5 separate regions of the Homo sapiens genome follow, and all the other regions are linked to region 5. Evidence: chromatin contacts called from ENCODE Hi-C or POLR2A ChIA-PET data. All regions are on one chromosome and are shown on one strand. The core of a region is the stretch at or near the end of the contact, and the rest is flanking DNA. Distances in the headings are between cores, read along the strand shown. Region 1 has its middle 21 kb from the start of TNIK. Region 2 overlaps TNIK (TRAF2 and NCK interacting kinase). Region 3 overlaps NCEH1 (neutral cholesterol ester hydrolase 1). Region 4 overlaps TNIK (TRAF2 and NCK interacting kinase). Region 5 overlaps FNDC3B (fibronectin type III domain containing 3B).

The links. Hi-C counts contacts between places; a loop is a spot of excess contacts on that map. ChIA-PET counts read pairs that join two places held with the same protein, here RNA polymerase II (POLR2A). Pooled maps may share reads with other maps.
Region 1: a pooled map shows a loop between it and region 5 (3-fold over the local background). The contact joins two enhancer-like sites. A Hi-C loop is called at or near these places in 5 of 50 pooled maps. POLR2A ChIA-PET finds 5 or more read pairs at or near these places in 2 of 52 experiments (BJ and activated naive CD4-positive, alpha-beta T cell).
Region 2: a loop to region 5 is called in a map of naive thymus-derived CD4-positive, alpha-beta T cell, with 2.7 times the contacts of the local background. The contact joins two enhancer-like sites. A Hi-C loop is called at or near these places in 1 of 168 maps with a recorded cell type or tissue (naive thymus-derived CD4-positive, alpha-beta T cell), 4 of 37 single-sample maps with no recorded cell type and 9 of 50 pooled maps.
Region 3: a loop to region 5 is called in a pooled map, with 4 times the contacts of the local background. The contact joins two enhancer-like sites. A Hi-C loop is called at or near these places in 2 of 50 pooled maps. POLR2A ChIA-PET finds 5 or more read pairs at or near these places in 2 of 52 experiments (T-cell and activated naive CD8-positive, alpha-beta T cell).
Region 4: a pooled map shows a loop between it and region 5 (5-fold over the local background). The contact joins two enhancer-like sites. A Hi-C loop is called at or near these places in 1 of 168 maps with a recorded cell type or tissue (HepG2), 3 of 37 single-sample maps with no recorded cell type and 8 of 50 pooled maps. POLR2A ChIA-PET finds 5 or more read pairs at or near these places in 2 of 52 experiments (activated T-cell and naive thymus-derived CD4-positive, alpha-beta T cell).

The regions. Positions count from the first base shown.
Region 1 is chr3:171,479,143-171,483,126 of GRCh38, reverse strand. No RefSeq gene overlaps it. Among named protein-coding and RNA genes, the nearest start is that of TNIK, 21 kb to the right of the region's middle. Within about 2 kb of position 2,431, at least 4 of the 41 ENCODE cell types and tissues checked have a DNase peak (open chromatin) inside an H3K27ac peak, as active enhancers do.
Region 2 is chr3:171,253,864-171,257,798 of GRCh38, reverse strand. All of the region lies in intron 2 of TNIK (TRAF2 and NCK interacting kinase), which reads left to right. Among named protein-coding and RNA genes, the nearest start is that of MIR569, 150 kb to the right of the region's middle. RefSeq lists enhancers at 771-820, 1,962-2,011. Within about 2 kb of position 2,403, at least 6 of the 41 ENCODE cell types and tissues checked have a DNase peak (open chromatin) inside an H3K27ac peak, as active enhancers do.
Region 3 is chr3:172,633,880-172,637,766 of GRCh38, reverse strand. NCEH1 (neutral cholesterol ester hydrolase 1) reads left to right here. Exons shown (of 5, transcript NM_020792.6): 4 at 1,680-1,851; 5 at 3,675-3,887. Among named protein-coding and RNA genes, the nearest start is that of LINC02068, 40 kb to the right of the region's middle. Within about 2 kb of position 2,051, at least 4 of the 41 ENCODE cell types and tissues checked have a DNase peak (open chromatin) inside an H3K27ac peak, as active enhancers do.
Region 4 is chr3:171,281,414-171,285,359 of GRCh38, reverse strand. All of the region lies in intron 2 of TNIK (TRAF2 and NCK interacting kinase), which reads left to right. Among named protein-coding and RNA genes, the nearest start is that of MIR569, 180 kb to the right of the region's middle. RefSeq lists an enhancer at 1-14. Within about 2 kb of position 1,781, at least 13 of the 41 ENCODE cell types and tissues checked have a DNase peak (open chromatin) inside an H3K27ac peak, as active enhancers do.
Region 5 is chr3:172,107,406-172,111,497 of GRCh38, reverse strand. All of the region lies in intron 1 of FNDC3B (fibronectin type III domain containing 3B), which reads right to left. Among named protein-coding and RNA genes, the nearest start is that of FNDC3B, 70 kb to the right of the region's middle. Within about 2 kb of position 2,842, at least 4 of the 41 ENCODE cell types and tissues checked have a DNase peak (open chromatin) inside an H3K27ac peak, as active enhancers do.

The DNA.
Region 1 (3,984 bases), core at 1,182-3,681, 630 kb after region 5:
TCATATTCACTCGAATGGCTATAATCAAAAAGATGGATGATAACAAGTGTTGGTAAGAATATGGGGAAACTGGAACCCTCATGTATTGCTGGTAGGAATGCAAAACAGTACAGCCACTTTAGTAAAAAGGTTGGCAGTTTCTTAAAAAGTTAAAGTTCCCATATGACCCAGCAATTCCACTCTGAGTAAGAAGATTGTATACATATCTTTATATAAAAACTTTTAACATAAATGTTTATAGCAATGTTATTCATAATAGGCAGAAAGTAAAAACAACTCGAATGTCCATCATCTGATTAATGGATAAACAAAATGTGATAAATCTGTACAATAGAATATTATTCAGCCACAAAAGGATTGAAGTACTGATACATGCTGTGACATGGATGGATCTTGAAAACATAATGTTAAGTGAAAGAAGCCAGTCACAAAAGGTCACATATTATATGATTCTATTTATATGAAATGCTCAGAATAGGCAAATAATCTTTTTTTTTTTTTTTTTTGAGACAGAGTCTCACTCTGTTGCCCAGGCTGGAGTGCAGTGACGCGATCTTGGCTCACTGCAACCTCCACTTCCCAGGTTCAAGTGATTCTCCTTAGGCAAATTCATAATCTTATGCATAAACATTCTGTACTTGGAGACAGAAAATAGATTAGTGGTTGCCTGGGGCTAGGAGTGGGAATGGGTTTTAGGATAAGACATCCCCAGATTCAACATTACAGGCTCTGATACGTTGGGCAATGTATTGAAAAACTCTTGACCTCAGTTTCCTCAACTATATAGTGGAAATAATAATACCAACCAACTGTGGAGATTAAATTGAGCATGTAAATAAGGAGTCTGATAGAAGAGACACATTTAGAAAATGGTAATTATTATTACTTCTGCTACTACTACTATTATTATTATTATGAACAAAGAACACAGGGTGAGGACCAATGCAGCATAAGAGACACAAAGGCTGAAACACACGCCGGGCGTGGTGGCTCAAGCCTGTAATCCCAGCACACTGGGAGGCCGAGGTGGGCGGATCACCTGAGGTTGGGAGTTAGAGACCAGCCTGACCAACATGGAGAAACCCTGTCTCTACTAAAAATACAAAAAATTAGCCAGGCGTGGTGGCGCATGCCTGTAATCCCAGCTACTCGGGAGGCTGAGGCAGGAGAATCACTAGAACCCAGGAGGTGGAGGTTGTGGTGAGCCGGGATCGCACCATTGTGCTCCAGCCTGGGCAACAAGAGCGAAACTCTGTCTCAAAAAACAAACAAACAAACAAACAAACAAAAAAACCACACACTAGAAAGTGGGCACAGAATCGTTGTGGAGAGATTGTCTGTGTTAATAATTTGATCATTCTAAGGCATTGAGGACTGTTTAAATTCAATTCCAGCTATCAACGAGGTAAAATGTGTTTTAAAAATAAATATGGAGAAAAATAGAAATTTTCATGGAGAAGTGAGGGGAGCAGATCACTTCTCAAAGACTGTAGAGAGACTTTACAGACCTCACGGGTAGAATCTCAGCCTTAGAATTAGGAATTATAGCAACAGCTAACTTGGCTAACCATCCCCCTGGGCCAGTACTCTTACAGACATTATCTCATTTATTCCACTTGATAATACCATGAGATAAATGCTATTATATCCCCGTTTTTCTAAATAAGAAAATAAATACTTCGAAGACTTAAGTAACCTTCCCAAAGTCATACGGCTGGAAAGGGGCTGCCTCAATCCCAAGCATGTGGTCTGCCAAGAAAGGGAGGTGCTGGCAAGGAGGAAGGAATGACAACCAAGAGGAATCTTGAAGAGGAAAGGGGTAACCTGTGGTCATTCCATTTAGATGGCCTCATCCAAGACTGTGACCTTCACACCTCCCAGCTGCATTCCCAATGTGTTCCCTGTGTACCCAACTCCAGGGGCACCATTCACAGATAGTACACTGTGAGTAGCGGCAAAGCAGCTGCCTGCTGCCATCATGTCATCATAGGTAGCAAAGTGGCTTATGAAAAGAAGATTGCAAGGTAAGTGTGTGTAGTGGGTACTGGGACAAAAAGAAAAATTGGAAAGGGATTCTGGGGAATGTGATAAGGAGTGAACTAGAAATAAATGAAGGATCAGGTGGCAGCACTCCACTGAGGTCAGGAACAGGGAAAGATACAGGGTTCGCTTCATCAGGAAGGGAAGGAAAAGGGAACTTTGGTTTAGAGACTTTAGGAGAGATACAAAGCATCCCTTAACAGTTCTAGGACTCTTAGAACAGGGAGAGAGAGGGCTGGGAGTTCTGTGTGAGAAGGGACTGAGAAGGTGGAAGGAAGAAAGCCACAGAAAAACCGTGCCCACTGCATAGTTTCACCAGACTATTTCTGAGCTTTTTTGTTGTTGTTGTAGATGGTGAGGTGGAAAAGAAAACAGGTTAGTGATTGGTCCTTTTACTTAAAAAAGAAATACTCAGGAAGTTTTGATGACTCAGTAATGAAAGTGATAATGTTTTTGAAGTGTGAAGCATGTAAGATGAATTTTTTTGTAGTTGTTTTTTGTTTAAATTGGAAATGGGGCTATTTTTCCACCTATGAAAGATATATTTCAATTATGGAAGATGATATTTCTACCCACAAGTCAGTTTGGCAACAATGCATTGGATTTCACCTTTGATTTTGTTTTTTTGGGTTTTTTGAGACCATGTTTCGCTCCTGTCACCCAGGCTGGAGTGCAATGGTGTGATTTCAGCTCACTGCAACCACCGCCTCCTGGGTTCAAGAGATTCTCCTGCCTCAGCCTCCCGAGTACCTGGGATTACAGGCACCCGCCACCACGCCTGGCTAATTTTTTGTATTCTTAGTGGAGACGGGTTTCACTATGTTGGCCAGGCTGGTCACAAATTCCTGACCTCAGGTGATCCACCCACCTCAACCTCCCAAAGTGCTAGGTTTACAGGCGTGAGCCACCGCGCCTGGCCCTTGCCTTTGATTTTGGATGGCCAGGCTCTAAATGTTTCAACCGACCTCTGGTGGTTATTCTCCTGGTATGCCCACTACAGTATAGATGTGCAGTCTCCACCAACTCACCAAATGACTGACTGACAGACAGGACCAGTCTCAAAACCCTATATTAAGGTTTAGTCCCCAGCTAAAGTTATAATAATATTTTTAAATTACGGTAAACCCAATAACCATATCTGAAATTTCTCAGAAATTCTAAAATAGCTTTTAAAAAGATCTTAAAATGGAAGATGAATCAATTCAAATACATTTGAGAAGACCTATTCACGGTGGCTTAAAATCCAATATTTGCATTCATGGTGAAATTCTTAAGCACTTTTCTGATGAACGTTAATGGGATTAAAGCTTGTTCTGGAAATCATTTACTGACCTATCCAACTGACTACTAGTCAAGGATTGAGTGAACTTTAGACGTTCTGTCTTTTTCAATCTGTCCTATATTGAGTATCTTACCAGTCTCTTTTTCTATAAAATAAAGCAGTGAATATTTGAATGAACTTGTTAGGGGCCTTTTTTCTTGCATGATATAAAAGCATTGTGGTAATAAAACTTCCATATATGTTCATAATTAAATGATCAGAAAAGTTTTCTTAAATAGCACGTAACAAAAATAATAATGATTCTTTAAATATCATCTAATACCAGGTCATATTTGTATTTGTTGCTGTATTCAGGTTATCACTAAGCTTACTAAAATTCAGGAATCACAGGCCTCTGTTATACAGAAACTCAATAAGGTAATAACAAGCTTTGGCTCTTTTCCTAAAATAGGAAAATCAACATCCATGATAAAGGCAAGAACGTCTTAATCCATGAGCTCTAAACTTTTTTTTTTTTTTTTTGAGACAGAGTCTCCCTCTTGTCGCCCAGGTCAGAGTGCAGTGGCACGATCTCAGCTCCACCTCCCGGGTTCAAGTGATTCTCCTCCCTCAGCCTCCCAAGTAGCTGAGATTTCAGGCACCCACCAACACATCCAGCTAAT
Region 2 (3,935 bases), core at 1,154-3,653, 850 kb after region 5:
GATGAAAAAGTAGCCTGCTCTCCAGAAAGTCACATCAAGTGTGGCTTAGTTTATGGCAAAGATGAATGGGGTGTTGATGTCCCAAGAGAAGGGGATCTTGGCGGACAGTGCTTTTGGCTCTTTGTTGCTGGTGGGAACCCCAGCTAGGCTTTGAAAGTGGCATGGGTTCTCAAGTACCTGACATGTTCTTCATGCTTTTATTGACGTTAGAATGTTGTTTTCCATTCTGAGAAGCCAGATCACAAGGACAGAGTGCTGTGATGAGCATAAATACTATCAAACAAGGTCTACAGCAACAGCAATAGTTATTATGTCATGAACATCTGCTTTGTATTTCACAAAGACTCTGTCCCAGTTCCTATCTGAGATGGGGAGATGTTATTCTCAGATGAGGTGACTGAAGCTGAGAGTGGTTAAAGTGTCAGGGTCACATGTCTGGTAGGGTTAGAGCTGAAATTTGGACTCCTGTAATGCTAAGTAAATTTGCATGCTGCCATGATGGCCAGTTACATGGAATCATTTAAACCTCTTTTTACATTAAGCCTGTGGAAAATGAATTCCCAGTTCTAGAGTACCGCCTGCCCTGGTTCTACAGCATGGTTCCTTGCTTCTTCTAAGTCTCTAGGACCTTGGCAGAGTAGCATACAGTGGTGAGCAGTCTTCTTTTGAGATGAAATGGGCCCAGGGCTGCCTCCTTCATGACTTCATTGTTCCTCTCTCGGCCTGTTTCTGTGCAGCCGCTTGTCATGTCAGTTCCACTTTAAAACCAGAGTAAACAGTTCTTAATAGGTGCTTTTTAAGTTTAAAGAAAGATGGAAAGGATGTTCAGACCTAGGGAAGTAGACCTGTCTCTCAGCAGGTGAGTTATTCTGCTCCTGATGTTTTTATACCAAACTGAAAATATACAGTCACACACTCACCCCTGGGGAAGTGCAGAGGACTCTCTTCATGGGGGGCCAGTGTTACTCTTCTGTCCTGAGTGAGCATTCAGTTTATTTTGATCCCTGGCCTCAAACTCAAATACCCTACTGCAGTCAAAAAGAAACTCCCAAGTCAGAATGGGGATGGTCAGAATTCATCCATTCCTGCCAGTGGTAATAAATGGCTTCTCTTTTGGGTCAGTAGGAAGTAAATTGGATGACTCCTCAGCTAGTCACCCTTTGTAAAGTTCTTTCTGACCTTGAAGCTTAGAGGAAATTGGCTGGAGGGCAAAACAGTATTTCCTAAAGTGTTTATGAAGTAGCTCCCCATGATTCTTCATGGCCAGCACTCTGTCCTTTGTATCTGTGGCTTTGTTTTTTAGTGTTCATGAAGTATTGGAGAAAAGAGTTCCCCAGGCATCTCGTTTGGTTAAGAAGATTGCATCTCCCCATTGGGACATCCTGGCTATTTCCCAGCAAAATGCTCTGCCTCCCTCGACTGTACCACATAAGCTAATTAACCTCTTTATCGATTCTCTTTCTCCTTATTTTAATTTCAGCTGGTATTTCTCTAGGCCCTGGGCCTTGGGAATTGTAGACTCATTTGTTGAACTTCTGGCAGTGTGAAAATTTCTAATAGTTTGCTTTCTGTTCCCATGCATAGTGAAGTAGGCATCAAAGAAAATAATTGATGAAAAAAAACAAGGCTTGGAAAAACCCCGAAACAACAGCCATGCTCAAAAGAGGGAAGAGGACCATTGGGTACTTATTTTTTTTTTCCTTGTTGGGAGCTGTTTTCCTTCTTTTCCCTCTGTGTGGCAAAGTAGTAAATGGTCGTCTTATTAGCTGCTCAGAATACTTTATTCTATAATTCTATATGTTTCTGTGGTTCTATACAACTGCCTTCCTTTGAGTTCCTCCTGGAGAACTAGACCCCTTCCCCCATCACCACTAAGCCATACCCACAATCAATATAAATCCAAGGAGATGGGATGAATTTCAAAACCATAGAGGGCCTAGAAAGTAGAGAAACTGTTGTGGCATTTACGGCTCTTCAATGTCCTTCCAAACAGAAGAATGTTTCTGAAACACTGAGCAGCAGCCACACCTGGGGTCTCTAAAGGCACTCCAGGATATGAACCATGACACCTGATAATGTGCAACAAAATGAGCTTTGTTCTTTTGGGCCTGTGGCACAAAACATTCCTTTGCCCGTGTTCAGGCACCTCAGCTTGAATTCATTTTGTTTACTGACTAATCAGACAACTTTGTATTTATTCTCTGCTGCTTTTGAAGAGGTGGTATAGTGGATAAGTACTTAGGCTACCTTTTTTGGAAATTTGCCTCTGCAAGATGCTTTAAAATCTGTTGATGAGCAGGTGATGTCTAGGTAGTGAATAGAAAAATCGCTTTAGCTTATATCCGGAGTTTGCAAAACAGGAAACTTTCAAAATGATTTGTAGTTTGATTCTGAAACCATCTTAGCTCTAGCTAAGATGGTTGTAACCAGACAGCATTTGTCACCCAGGGAGCTTTAGAAAAATCTACTGTTTCCTCATGGGGAGTAGAGGGATAGATTTTCAAGAATCTTTTTGGTTCATTTGAATGTGGGATTTTCCATAACCTAAAGTAATGATTAATAGTTTCTCTGCTCATATCAGGTTTTGTTGGCCAGATGTTTCTTTCAAGAACTTCAATCCTTTATTGTCTAAATTGAATCAGCATCAGATAAAACATATTGCAACCTCAAAGTCCATTGCAATCCAGCAAAATAAGATGTGGTTATGAACCAAAATTAGAGGAAGAGGCTAGGATGGCACTGAAAATTCTAAGTGATTTTCAGATATGTTAAAAATGGCTTTCTCAAAATTTTGAATCTTTGGAAAAGCCATATGATTAATCTACATGCTAAATCCCTTTTTATTTTACTTCTCAGAACACAATTCCCAAAGCCATTACCATACTCCAAATTATAACGTTTATCTTGCTTATTCAAAAACTGTGAAAAATCAGATCATATTTTCTGAAAATAGCTTTTCTGTACTTATATTTTGCATATCACTTCTGATTATGAAATTGAATTAAAGGAACGAGTCGCTATTGTGTTATCTGCCCACAGATTATTGCAAAATGATAGATAAATGCTGTACTACTAGGATTTCCATTTAGCCCTTATATGTTAGCTGTAAAGGGAGGGATAGACACATGTATCTGTATTAGTAGTTGGGAGTCTTCATCCAGTAATGGAAATTGGATCAGTAATGATCATTGTTTTCTGCCCCAAAGAGAGGCTTATAGGATTATTAATATGAATACTACAAAACATCTGGGTGATGCTTGTATCTAACAGTTTATCTTGGTGATGTATATCCAGAAACTGAATTTACAGTTGCAGGCAGGAAATCTGGGTTTATATTTGAGACTCTGCTTTATATGGGGAAGGGTGAGCAAATATTAAAACTCTAAAAACTGCATTCTCCACTGCTCTAGGTAAAGCCTAAAATTCTGTAAATTAGTTGATCATTCCTTCATCTTGTAGCAGCCTGATAGAGGAAGAGTGTGGTGTGGTCTTTGGGGTCCGAAGAATTTGGAGAATGGTCCTTAAGAAAATCAAATTATCTTTTTAAGACTATTTGGGGTTTTATTCTGTAAAATGTCTTTAGTAATAGACACGCTACATTAAGATCAATATAAATGAGGTATGGAAGGTCTTTGTTCTGTTGTTCCACAAGTACTGGAAGTTACTATTTTCTTGCTAAAATAAACATTCTTAAGAAAAAAGGAAATTTAATATTAATCATTTGCACTTTGGGATGAATTAAGAATTTAAGAGCAGATATTAAAAACACTAAATGTAAAGAGGGCTTTAAATGGCTGGTTGTCTGAGTCATGTCCAGAAAAATGGATCCTGAAAGACACACTTCATAATTTTGCTAGTTGTGTGTTTTTATTTAAACTCTTGAAGGACAGCTAGTTACATTCTTTGTTTTATTGATTTCTCTGGAAGTTTTAATA
Region 3 (3,887 bases), core at 802-3,301, 530 kb before region 5:
CAGGCGCCCACGACCGTGCCTGGCTAATTTTTGTATTTTTAGTAGAAACGGGTTTTCACCATGTTGGTCAGGCTGGTCTCGAACTCCTGACCTCAGGTGATCTGACTGCCTCTGCCTCCCAAAGTGCTGGGATTACAGACCTAAGCCACCGCACCTGGCCCTTTTTTTGTATTTTTAGTAGAGATGGGGTTTCACCATGTTGGCCAGGCTGGTCTTGAATTCCTGATCTCAAGTGATCCACCTGCCTCAGCCTCCCAAAGTGCTGGGATTACAGGTGTGAGCCACCGCTCTCAGCCCAACTAGCTGGATTTTAGACTGTGGAAAATAAATGTCTTTATTTAGAGTAGCTTAGAAAAAATTAGTTTGTGAAAATAAGTATGCTAATTATAAGATGGAAATCAAAAGTCTTGAGTCTTCATTGGCTGTTATTAATTTTTAATTAGGTAATTAGTTTTTATCCTACCTAATTTTGGTCTGTTTTTGAGTTTTTGCAAATCAAGTAACTTTTGTATGCCTTAGTTTCTTCGTTTGCAAAATGAAGGTATGTTAATACTCAAAAAAGATTTATTGGATGGATGATTATGTGCCCCTCACATTGGCAGATACTGGAAGCACAGTTATGAATAAAACACAGTTCCTGATATCAGAGAACACAATCTTTAGGAAAAACATATGATAATTTTCATATGAGCCAATAAGAACAGTGAGTGACGTACCCTGGCACATAGAAATATCAAGGAATGGTAGCCAGTTCAAGCCCAAAAGCAAGTGGAGATATGACCAAGGAAGGCTGCCCAGAGGAGGCCAAACCCTCCAGTTAAGGCTTAAAGGATGAGTGAGAATTAATAAGCAAAAGAGGGGAGTAGAGAGTGAGAGGGAACTCTAAACCAAGATTGCCAATGTAGATGTGTAAGATAACACTATGGGTGAGGCATTTGACAAAACCAGAGCTTTCTGGGAATCTTAAGGGGATATGAATTCTACTAGGTGTACAGAGTAGGATTCCAAAGGACTCTGATCTTGCGAAGTGGGGCCAGTTGGAGAAGCCCCAGAAGTATCCCCGAGGGCCTGCTCTAGGCCGTCTGGAAAACTTAGCTTCCCTTTTGTGAGTTAACAACCGGCCTTTTAGTTACAGTCTTCCAGGTATTGAATGCATTTCTTGGGTTTAATGTCAGGCTAATATGGACCTCTCCAGTGAAGTACAGTTTTATTATATGAAGTAAATGATGGACTCATTAAATGTGAGATCAATGAAGTGGTTAATCCTGCCAAGTCACCTCGTAACCCAGAGGCATTATGAATGGAATGCTGACTTCCAGAAATAAAATTCTAAAATCTATTACGGTGCTATCCATGTCTTTGTAATGAACATTCGCCTTTTACTTGTTAGTTTTATTTTGGTTGTTCTTGGTGGTAAGTAGGTTTGGTTTGGTGGCTGATAGTTTAAAGAAAAATAGTACTATTACTAATACAAAATCATCACATTTTAAACTAAGTATTTGATTTGCAAGAAAATGGTTTATTTTTATATTTTATTATTTTTTCTTTTTCATACAATAATTCCATTGAATTAATTTCTTATCTATTTCCAGATTTAAAAGAACCAGTTTCCATCTAAACTTTAAATGTCCCCCAAAATTGGAGAAGGCCTTAAATGAATACAACTTTTGTTTTTACAGATACAGGCTAGTTCCAAAGGTTTATTTTCCTGAGCAAATTCATGATGTTGTACGGGCCACAAAGTATTTCCTGAAGCCAGAAGTCTTACAGAAGTATATGGTTGATCCAGGCAGAATTTGCATTTCTGGTGACAGTGCTGGTGGAAATCTGGCTGCTGCCCTTGGACAACAGGTAACACCACTGTCCTAAGGTGCTGGTGGGTTAAGCGGTGCATGACAAGGTCTAGCAGACCAACACACCCTCCATTATGTGTGGCAAATGCATAGCTGGGTGGGCCGGTCACTAGATGGCCAAATTGTTCATGTGATTACACTTGTAGAGCTCTCAGAGATCTCGTTGAAGTAGGAAGATGAGTCATTGGAGGAAGTATCACCTATGAGTCTTTGTAAAGTCCCTGATTACAGTCAGTGTTAGAGAAGGGCTGACATCCCTTGCTTCTCAGGGCTATGTATGGAACTCCAGTATCCCCTGCTCCTTTTTCATGTTTGACTTGCAAATCGGAGTATTTTTGCTTAAATTCCAGTTCCTAAGATTGTTCCTTACAACTTTGAGCCAAATTAAAACCTTAAAATTTGTTTCCCCAACTTTTTTTTAATGTAAAAGAAAGAAATTAAACGATTCAGCCATTTAAATATTATCTTACAAGTTACTATGAGCTTTACCTGGTTTAATTCTTTGAAAACTATATCTAGCTTCTAATAGCACCCCAATTTTTTTGGCAAGTGGGAAAAAGCACATTTTCTTCCTGTTATGGATGAAGTAACTTAAGACATCTTTGTCTTCTCACCTCCAAATTTCATTTGGTGTCCTCAAATACCATCTGTCATTCTAATTATGATGTACCTTGGCTTCTAACTCTTTTGCTATAATTCAAGAACTTGATTTTCCATTTGGCATTGGCAAGTTTTCCATCCAAATATGGTCAGAAGAGAGTCTTGGCTCAGTGGAGAGAACATTCTTGGCTTTGAAGCCAGACAGCACTGGGATCTAACCCAGGACCCACCGTTGAGTGCTGCGGGGCCCTGGATAAGTCCCTTAACCTCTCTGAGCCTCAGAAAAACGAGGACAGTGTCATCTGATTGCAGGGCTGTTGCAAGGACTTAGTGAGGTGATGTGTATACAATTTTTGGCACATATTCAAAGTGCTATTTACTGACCATTCTTGCTTTTGGAGAGCAGTCATATCTCACCTGGGAATGGGTTTCTAAAGTCCAAGTATGAAGCAGAAGTGTATGGCTAAAGTTACCTTGAAGATCATTTAGTTGTCTATGAAGCTTCATGACTAGTTAGCTTTCTTTTAGATGTTACACGACAAATATATAATTTTGCACACTAGAATTACAAAATGGGGCAATGTTAACACTGTGGGGAGGTGTTGGGGGACTGAGATCTGTTGAGGTAGGGGATTCATTCACATTCCCATGACAACTTCACTCTGGCATATGCTCATTATGTAGAATGGAGGGTGCATTGCCAGAACTATTTAAATTCTGTCTCACCAAGCGTGAAGATGCTCACCAGAAAGCATACCCTGAGGTCCTACTTAAACACTCAGGAGTCTCATAATCTGCTTATTAAGTTTTTTCTGCCCCTCTCTTCTGGAAGAATAAGACTAATTTTTTTCCCCCTAGGAAGCCATGACCTTTTTGGGGGTTTTGTAGGGAATAAAAAATTAAATAAGGTTCACACATTATCCATTCATAATACCTAGGTGTCTTAACTGCCTAAAGATAGATACAAGTACAGGGTTCACTCAAAACTGAGTTGTAAACATCATACCTTTCTTAGTTAAATATCTAGCAGCTTGATAGGGTGGTGATGGTAATGATGGAGAATTATTTTTTAAACTTTATTATTTATACAGTGCCTGGTAGAAATGTAACACTTATACCATTGACAGATTCAGAGTAACACATGAAGCTACTCTACAGGGTATGGTTCCTATAAAAGAAGGCATGCAAAATGAAATAATGTATTTGCTTCCTCTTCTCTAGTTTACTCAAGATGCCAGCCTAAAAAATAAGCTCAAACTACAAGCTTTAATTTATCCAGTTCTTCAAGCTTTAGATTTTAACACACCATCTTATCAGCAAAATGTGAACACCCCAATCCTGCCCCGCTATGTCATGGTGAAGTATTGGGTGGACTACTTCAAAGGCAACTATGACTTTGTGCAGGCAATGATCGTTAACAATCACACTTCACTT
Region 4 (3,946 bases), core at 532-3,031, 830 kb after region 5:
ACATATATTACCACTGATAACAAATTCAGCAGCCTAAGTATTGCTGAGGAATTTAAGTGGCTGATGTGTTTGTTCCAGTCTTGGGTAGAAATGATACATTATCAACAATTTATTTATTTATTAACAATTTATAAAGAAAACAGTTTTATCAAAAAATTATCAGCTTGAATTTTATGAATGAAGACAGATGATTCCTGTCCATGGAAAATAAATAGTCTGTATCCTTTAAATAATTTAAGGCACATTTCTTGCTAATATTCTGGGTCCACCTATGTCTTGCATTGAAAAAGTATTTACCTAATATCTTAAAGCAGGGCTATGATAACTTAGTTCTCAAGGAAAGAAGGTTTTAAAAATAATTTTCTCTGCTCTCCATTTCTCTTACTGTAAGCATGTGGCAAAGTCTTGGCATCTGCTCAGAATAAATTTTCTGCTTCCTTTCTGTCTTTTAGTCAGCGCACGCTTTCTCTGAGTTCTCCCCCTTACTCCTTCCCTGCTTTAGTAATCTACAGGAAACCAGACCTTACTAATTTGAGTGCTTGCTCTTAGAATTACTTATTACTGTATTAATACATATTTGCTAGAGTTTGTGGAGGATTTGTATTGCTCTAGGTGCTAATAAAAATGTGTAAAAGACAGGCCCCTTAAATAATGTGCAATTTTGAGGGAAACAACAAAGGCAAAAGGATTTCTTTGGGACTGGCTATTTGCAATAAATTGCTCATTTGATTTTATTTTTTATTTTTTTTTTAGCATGCAGGAGGTTTATTAAGAAATGCAATGACGGCAGGATTGGCCAGAGAGAGAAGTCAAGACATGATGCATTCTCAATGGAATGCCTCAGCTGACCATGTGGGGAGTTCTAAAGACGGACTGATGATTCAGAGTGCCCCATGTTGATTTATCAGTAATTTGTTTTGAGCTGCCCTGGAAAGCGGGTGTGAAGTTGGTTGAGAAGGCCCCAGATTTCTCATTTTAAAATGCTGCATGTGAGAGGACATTTTTCACAAAGAACTACTAAATTAAAAAATTGGGGAATAGAACCCTACTATGAACGGAGTGTGTTTCTTCTATTCAGGCACATATTTTTGCCTAATATCCAGATGCTGTTTCCAAAGCTATTTTTTCATGAAATTGTGTTGCTCTAGAATGCTCAATGGTTCTCAAATTTTAGTGTGCATCAGAATCTTAACAATGAGGGGCTAAGACACAAATTCCTGCCCTCCTCCCTGCCGCCCCCCTCCAGAGTTTCAGATTCATAGGTCTCGGTTGGGTCTGAGAATTTGCATTCCCAAGCAAGTTAACAGGTGATGCTGATGTTTCTCAGGGGATAACGGGCAAATGGTGAAACCCAGAAAGTTTTGTTTCTAGATATGAGATCCCATTGTCTTTGCCAATGAAGCTGTGCTGTAACTCCATCTTAACAAGTAACCCCAAATTATACCCACCTGAAAGACCTTTGTGGGTTGTGGAAAACCTGGAAGATGGCTGAGAGACAGTACCCTCGAAGTAGTTCTGAGGAGATTGTTCTGCTTGTATTCCCATGCAGCGCCATCACTGCCTGACTTCCTTATGTGTGTCTGATTTGAGGCAGTTCTCTAGGAACCAGTTCCTGGTGCTGCAGTGCCACTGGCAGCTTCCCAGGGCTTCCAGAACCCTAGTGGCATGGTGGGAACTCCTGTTCCTCACCCGACCTCTCCACAGCCCTGGACCTGTAAGGTTTCTTCCAGGCTACATGGAATTAGATTTCCACTTTTCCTTGGTTCACAGGGGGCAGGAGCCAGGTTGGAACGGCTGCCAAGGAGACTGTCTTTTTTCAGAGCCCTTAACTGGCAGTCAGCAAGACCGAACTCCTCTGCTCCTTGGTGAATGGTGATGCTGATTATTTGGAAGCTTTAGCACCAAAGTTTGAAATTCCCCTAAGTGAATGGTTTTGGCGATCCCCTTCCTTTAGTTATACTATTGGCTTTCTCTCATGTTCATTTAGGTTGCCAAATCTTCTGTATAATCCTCATCCCCCATCAAAAGAGAAAAAAGAAAAAAGAAAAAGAGTAGTTCTATTTTTGTGGAAAAAGAGGAAAGAATCCAGGAAACATTTCAGAGAACTGTATGTTTTCTTAGTTCCTTCTCTCCAGACACGAAATCCAAGGAGTATTTGGTCAGTTGCTAACATTACATGAGGGGCTTTTTTTTTTTTTTAAAGTAGGTATAAAATTTAACTTCTCTGCCCACCTCCTGACAAGAAACTGTGGAAAATATCCAGTTTACACAATTTGAATAAAATTATTCCTTGATAAAGGTCACGTTTTCTTATTCATAAGAATCTTCACAGGAAGATAGCATGGAAAGGGACTAATAGGTGCCCAGGTTCCACTCTGATTGTGCAGAGAATATAAGGCGGGCCCAGGCTGTAAGGAGCCCTCCTACATCATTCTGCTGGTAGAATTAACAGCAGCAATTGCCCAGGTCTGTTGTAAGATTAGGATTCTGCCCACCCTCTGGAGCTGCCACCATTCTGCCTTCTCTTTCTTAGAGTTTTGTATTCTAAGTTTTTACTTTGAATCTTGAGAATAGAAAATAGTTTTCAGTCTCTTGAGATTTTACATAGTTTGTCCATGAGCTTCAGAAATGAGTTCAGTGTAACTGCTTAGATACCTCGATTTATCTTTTTCAGTTTCATTTGTTATTTTTAAAATGCTTTAAGATACGATTAAGAGGCCGGGCGTGGTGGCTCATGCCTGTAATCCCAGCACTTTGGGAGGCCGAGGCAGGTGGATCACCTAAGGCCAGGAGTTCGGGACCAGCCTGGCCAACATGGCGAAACCCCGTCTTTACTAAAAATACAAAAAAATTAGCTGGGCGTGGTGTCAGGCACCCATAATTGCAGCTACTCAGGAGGCTGAGGCAGGAGAAGTGCTTGAACCCAGGAGTTGGAGGTTGCAGTGAGCTGAGATCGCGCCATTGTACTCCAGCCTGGGCAACAAGAGCGAAACTCCATCTCAAAAAAAAAAAAAAAAACAAAAAACCATTAAGAGAATCTGCAGATAGTTCCTTTGGCAGAAATGTTGGTTAAAAAAAATCTTCTGGCTGTGCACCAAGTCAGTGACCTATAAATACTCTGTGCTGGCTCTTCTTTCTCCTCTTTGTGATTCGCTGGGATACAGATCTTGGACTAATGCCTTGAAGAAAATGTTATTTTGATGATAAGCAAATATTTCAATTGATTCTAGAATTGAAGACACTGATTGTGGACTGGATGATTTCTTCTAGCCCAAAATTCATTCTCTAGATTAACCTCAAGTCTGCTGTAAGTGGGGGAGAGGATGCCAGTTCACATTATCACAGTTACCATTATTATTATTATTTTTTGGCCAAAATCAACCTTCATTTCTTAGTGTACATTTCTATAGTTACTAATTCAGTCAGGCTCAACTGGGTTCTCTGCTTCAATGCTCATAAGGCTAACTCAAGGCATCAGCCAGACTGGGCTTTTTTTCTGGAAGCTCAAGTAAAAAATCCACTTCCAAAGCTCATTCAAATGGTTGGGAAAATTTATTGTCTTGTCATCACAGTTTAAAGATTGTACTCTACAAGGGTAGCAAACACTATCCTCGTTGACCTTCAGGGTTGGGACTGTGTGACTTGTTTATATATGTGTATATTTGTGTGAGAGAGAGCAAAATAATGTATACTTGGTACGGTTTAGTGTTAACTGTTGGGATATCAGAAATATAAATAATACTTAAAGTGTACTGCCCATTCCTTGTGGAAGAAGCACCTGTAAGCACTGTATGTACAGTGTATTCCTTTATTTAATCCTCACAAAAGTCCTATGTGGTAGATTCTATTACTATCCCCATTTGTAGATTAAGAAACTGAGACTTAAATAAGATAAATAGCTTGCTCATGATTTCACAGCTGATAAATAGCAGCACCAGAATTGAAC
Region 5 (4,092 bases), core at 1,593-4,092:
TTATTTTAAGCACCAAAAAATGAAGTCTTATCCCAACTAGAAAAGCAAATTCTATAATAACAGGTCTTATAATTCGGTGTTAATAGTACCATCATGCTGTTTTATGAGGCAATTACTCAGTTCCTAAGCAAATAAAAGTACCAAGCCCAAAGCCTGATAGTTTATCCTCATGAAAGAAAACAGATTCTTTTACAATTAAAATTAAGATAATCCCTGTTGACACTATCATGACTTAATTGTTTGAACTATGAACAGGTCAAATGATGGAGAAGAAATCTAATGTCTATTTCAATTTCATTCCTAATATACTTTATCTTACTAATAATGCATAAGAGAAAAATGGCTATTTTCTCAAATTGATGACATTACACAGGCCTATCTTTTTTTTTTTTTTTTTTTTTAATGGAGTCTCACTCTGTTGCCCAGGCTGGAGTGCAGTGGCATGATCTCAGCTCGCTGCAACCTCCACCTCCCAGGTTCAAGCGATTCTCCTGCCTCAACCTCCTAAGTAGCTGGGATTACAGGCACGCACCACTATGCCCGCCTAATTTTCATATTTTTAGTAGAGACAGGGTTTCGCCATGTTGGCCAGGCCAGTCTTGAACTCCTGACATGACCTCAGGTGATCCACCTACCTCGGCCTCCCAAAGTGCTAAGTATGATGTCTTATTTAATGTTTCTTCAAAATCGCAGGTTGGATTAACAGGGTGGTTATTTACATTAGGGGGTCTGAGTATAAGGATCTAAGGGTGGAGAAGCAATTTCACCTTTTCTTCCCTCCTCCTTGGGCACTTGCTATTGAGGCTGTGGTGCAGACTGTGGCTCTGTTGTCTTCTCTGCATCCCCTCTGCTACATTAGCGAGTGCCAAAGCCCTCTCCTGCTTGGCATAGCTCTGACATCTTACAGGTGAGCCTAAGGATAGAACCTCTTCTCTCTTATCCAACAAGGCAAGAGGAGTAAACCCATTTCAGGGCCTCACTCTAGGTCCCTTCAGCCTCCATAGGTCCTTCTATTAGGCCAGCGTACAGTAAATAATGATACAGGTTTAGAGAGTTCAAATGGGAGGGAGATGAGGGTCCTTAGGACCTGCTTTGGGCTGAAGCTGTCTATACTCCATGTGGTCCAACCCATCTAACCAAAGTTTTGAACACTTGGATTTGCAGCTCAAATCCAAATAATGGTGCTACTTTGTTCCTATTTCTCATTGTTTCTTGTGTGAGTCCTGTGAGGGAATGGGGAGGTTGAACTGAGTAAGAGAAGACAGTTGTGATCTGGTACAATATTTAGGCATTCCTGGTCTCCTGTCTCTAGTACCGAAGAATGTCTGAACACCAACAACACATCTAACACTAACAACTCTAACCTTCTGGTAGGCATTGTGTTAACTAACAGGACCGCTGTCAATGAGACATAGCAATCCAACCCCGCTAAATAGCACCCTTAAGCACAGGTGTCAAGTCCTAAGCAGGGCATTAACTCCAGGTTCTGCAAGTGTGGGATAAGGTAGATGGATCCCCCAGACCCAGGCCCACAAAGGCCTTACAGAAGTAGGATAGAAGAGTATGGGGACTGACACAGATGTGCAAAACCATCTCTTTTCATAAGGCATTTTACCCCCCAAATAAACCAAAGAAGTCCACTGGCACAAGGAGATCATTATATTTGCTTTTGAAAACTTCATAGACAACTTTAGGTGAGATGCCTGAATCTTTTTCTCTACTACGTGATGGACTTTCCACCTCATACAGTGTTCAGTGGTTACTAGAAATGACTGGGAAGGGATGGAGGAAGGGGAGACAGGGAGGCTGTATGTACAAACACTCCTGAGAAAGATCAAGTGGGAACATATGAACATCATACACTCCTAAGTTTCAATTCAACCACCCAACAGTCACACCGTTGATCATGGAGAAAACAGAAGAAATAATAAAAGTGAATAAAGGCCACTGTGAGCCCAGCAGTCTCACTTAGCCATAACCAGTATTGCTGATCTTTTCCCTCAGCCACCAGCTTGCTAGAATCCAAGGCCTTCGGCCGGGCGCGGGGCTCACGCCTGTAATCCCAGCACTTTGGGAGGCCGAGGCGGGCGGATCACGAGGTCAGGAGATCGAGACCATCCCGGCTAAAACGGTGAAACCCCGTCTCTACTAAAAATACAAAAAAATTAGCCGGGCGCAGTGGCGGGCGCCTGTAGTCCCAGCTACTTGGGAGGCTGAGGCAGGAGAATGGCGTGAACCCGGGAGGCGGAGCTTGCAGGGAGCCGAGATCCCACCACTGCACTCCAGCCTGGGTGACAGAGCAAGACTCCGTCTCAAAAAAAAAAAAAAAAAAAGAATCCAAGGCCTTCTTTGTAATCCCTAACAGTTTCACCAGAGATAAACCAGACTTCATCCTGACAAGAATATAAGGTAACAGATTCAGCTAGATGGGGCCTACATGCAGCCAACGATGTTTAAATCCCCATTTCTGTGCTCCATGCACACACAGAGAGTACTTTTATTTGCCTAGAATGCAAGAGACATACAAAGAAATGAATTATTTCGAGGCAAGGAACTGCCCAACTACTTAAAAGCCAACTGCCTGCCAAGCTGTCCCTTAAAATGATCATAAAATAGAAATGACTTAGTCTATGCTCCATAGAAAACAGACTAGAGAAAAGGCAAGGAGGAAAAGCATAAAAGCATGAAAACATAAAACTTAGCGTTCACAGTAGTATCTTTTTGGTTATTCCCCAGGCATGAAAAGGGAAACGTAGTGAGTGTTCCCAGTAGAAAGTCACAGATTCAGGTTGTGAAGTGGGGAAACCACATTGCAAAACCATCAACAGTTAAAGCAGGTTAAGTCAGGCCAGGAGGCCTGGGAAGGCTTGTCATGAGCAGTCATCACTCTATAGTCACAGCAACCCAAAAGTGAACCTCCTCTGTTTTAACCAGTAACTGAGACAAAACTACACGTGGACTTAACTCTCAACAGGGTGGCTCAACTCAGCTGTGAGGAGACCTCAGGAATACCTACCTGATGAAAGCCGACAAGGCTTTTCAATGGAATTAAAAGAGGAAGCAATGGATGTGGAAGGCTTTCATCCATACAGTTAACTTTAAGAACTAAAGCTTACTCTATTTGTTTGTAATGATTGCGAATGGAAATTACACATGTTCTTCATTAAAGAGCAGGCTGGCCACAGCTTTTTTCTTAGGGATTTCAGGACAGTTTATAAGAATACTGTATTCAGTCATAAGGTGATGGATGAGGATGTTACTGAAACATTTTGACCTTACATATACAGAGCTATTATCACCCCACCTCTACTTTTTTTTTTTCTTTTTTTTGAGACAGAGTCTCACTCTGTTGCCCAGGATGGAGTGCAGTGGCGTGATCTCAGCTCACCACAAACTCCGCCTCCTGGGTTCAAGCTATTCTCCTGCCTCAGCCTCCCGAGTAGCTGGGACTACAGGCACGTGCCACCATGCCCAACTATTTTTTGTATTTTTAGTAGAGACGGGGTTTCACTATGTTGACCAAGCTGGTCTCGAACTCCTGACCTTGTGATCCGCCCGCCTCGGCCTCCCAATAAGTTCTTATGCTTAATTTTAATGTTTTTTTTTCTTTCTCTTTTCTTCATTAACCACACTCCCTCCAGTCTCAGGGCCTTTTCCTAAATTTGCTGTCTTAAATTTTCTTTGGGCTGAGCGGCCAGATTGTCAGTTACATACACACACAGAGAGGAGTCCCTGAGTACAGTTTCAGAAGTTCCTCGTGCGCTTTGTGCAGTCTTCCTTTTCACCACCAGCTGATCATCAGCTGTGAAGGTAGCTGAGCAGGCCAGATGTGTGATCTCTGGATAACCGCACTGTAACTCATTTTCATCTTAGTCAAAAAGTCTCAGTAGAAACCACCCTGACTAACACTCATCTTCTTGGTCTGGGTTCCTTCTTTCCTAGACAGATGTGTATCTGAGCTGGCCAAATCTATCACAGGACTCAGGCATTTTGGTCAAGGCTGTACCACATCCACACTGTCCCCCAACACACCACGGAGATGTGATCATGAATCCATTCTTGAAATCAACTACCCTTTACAAATGAAGAAAT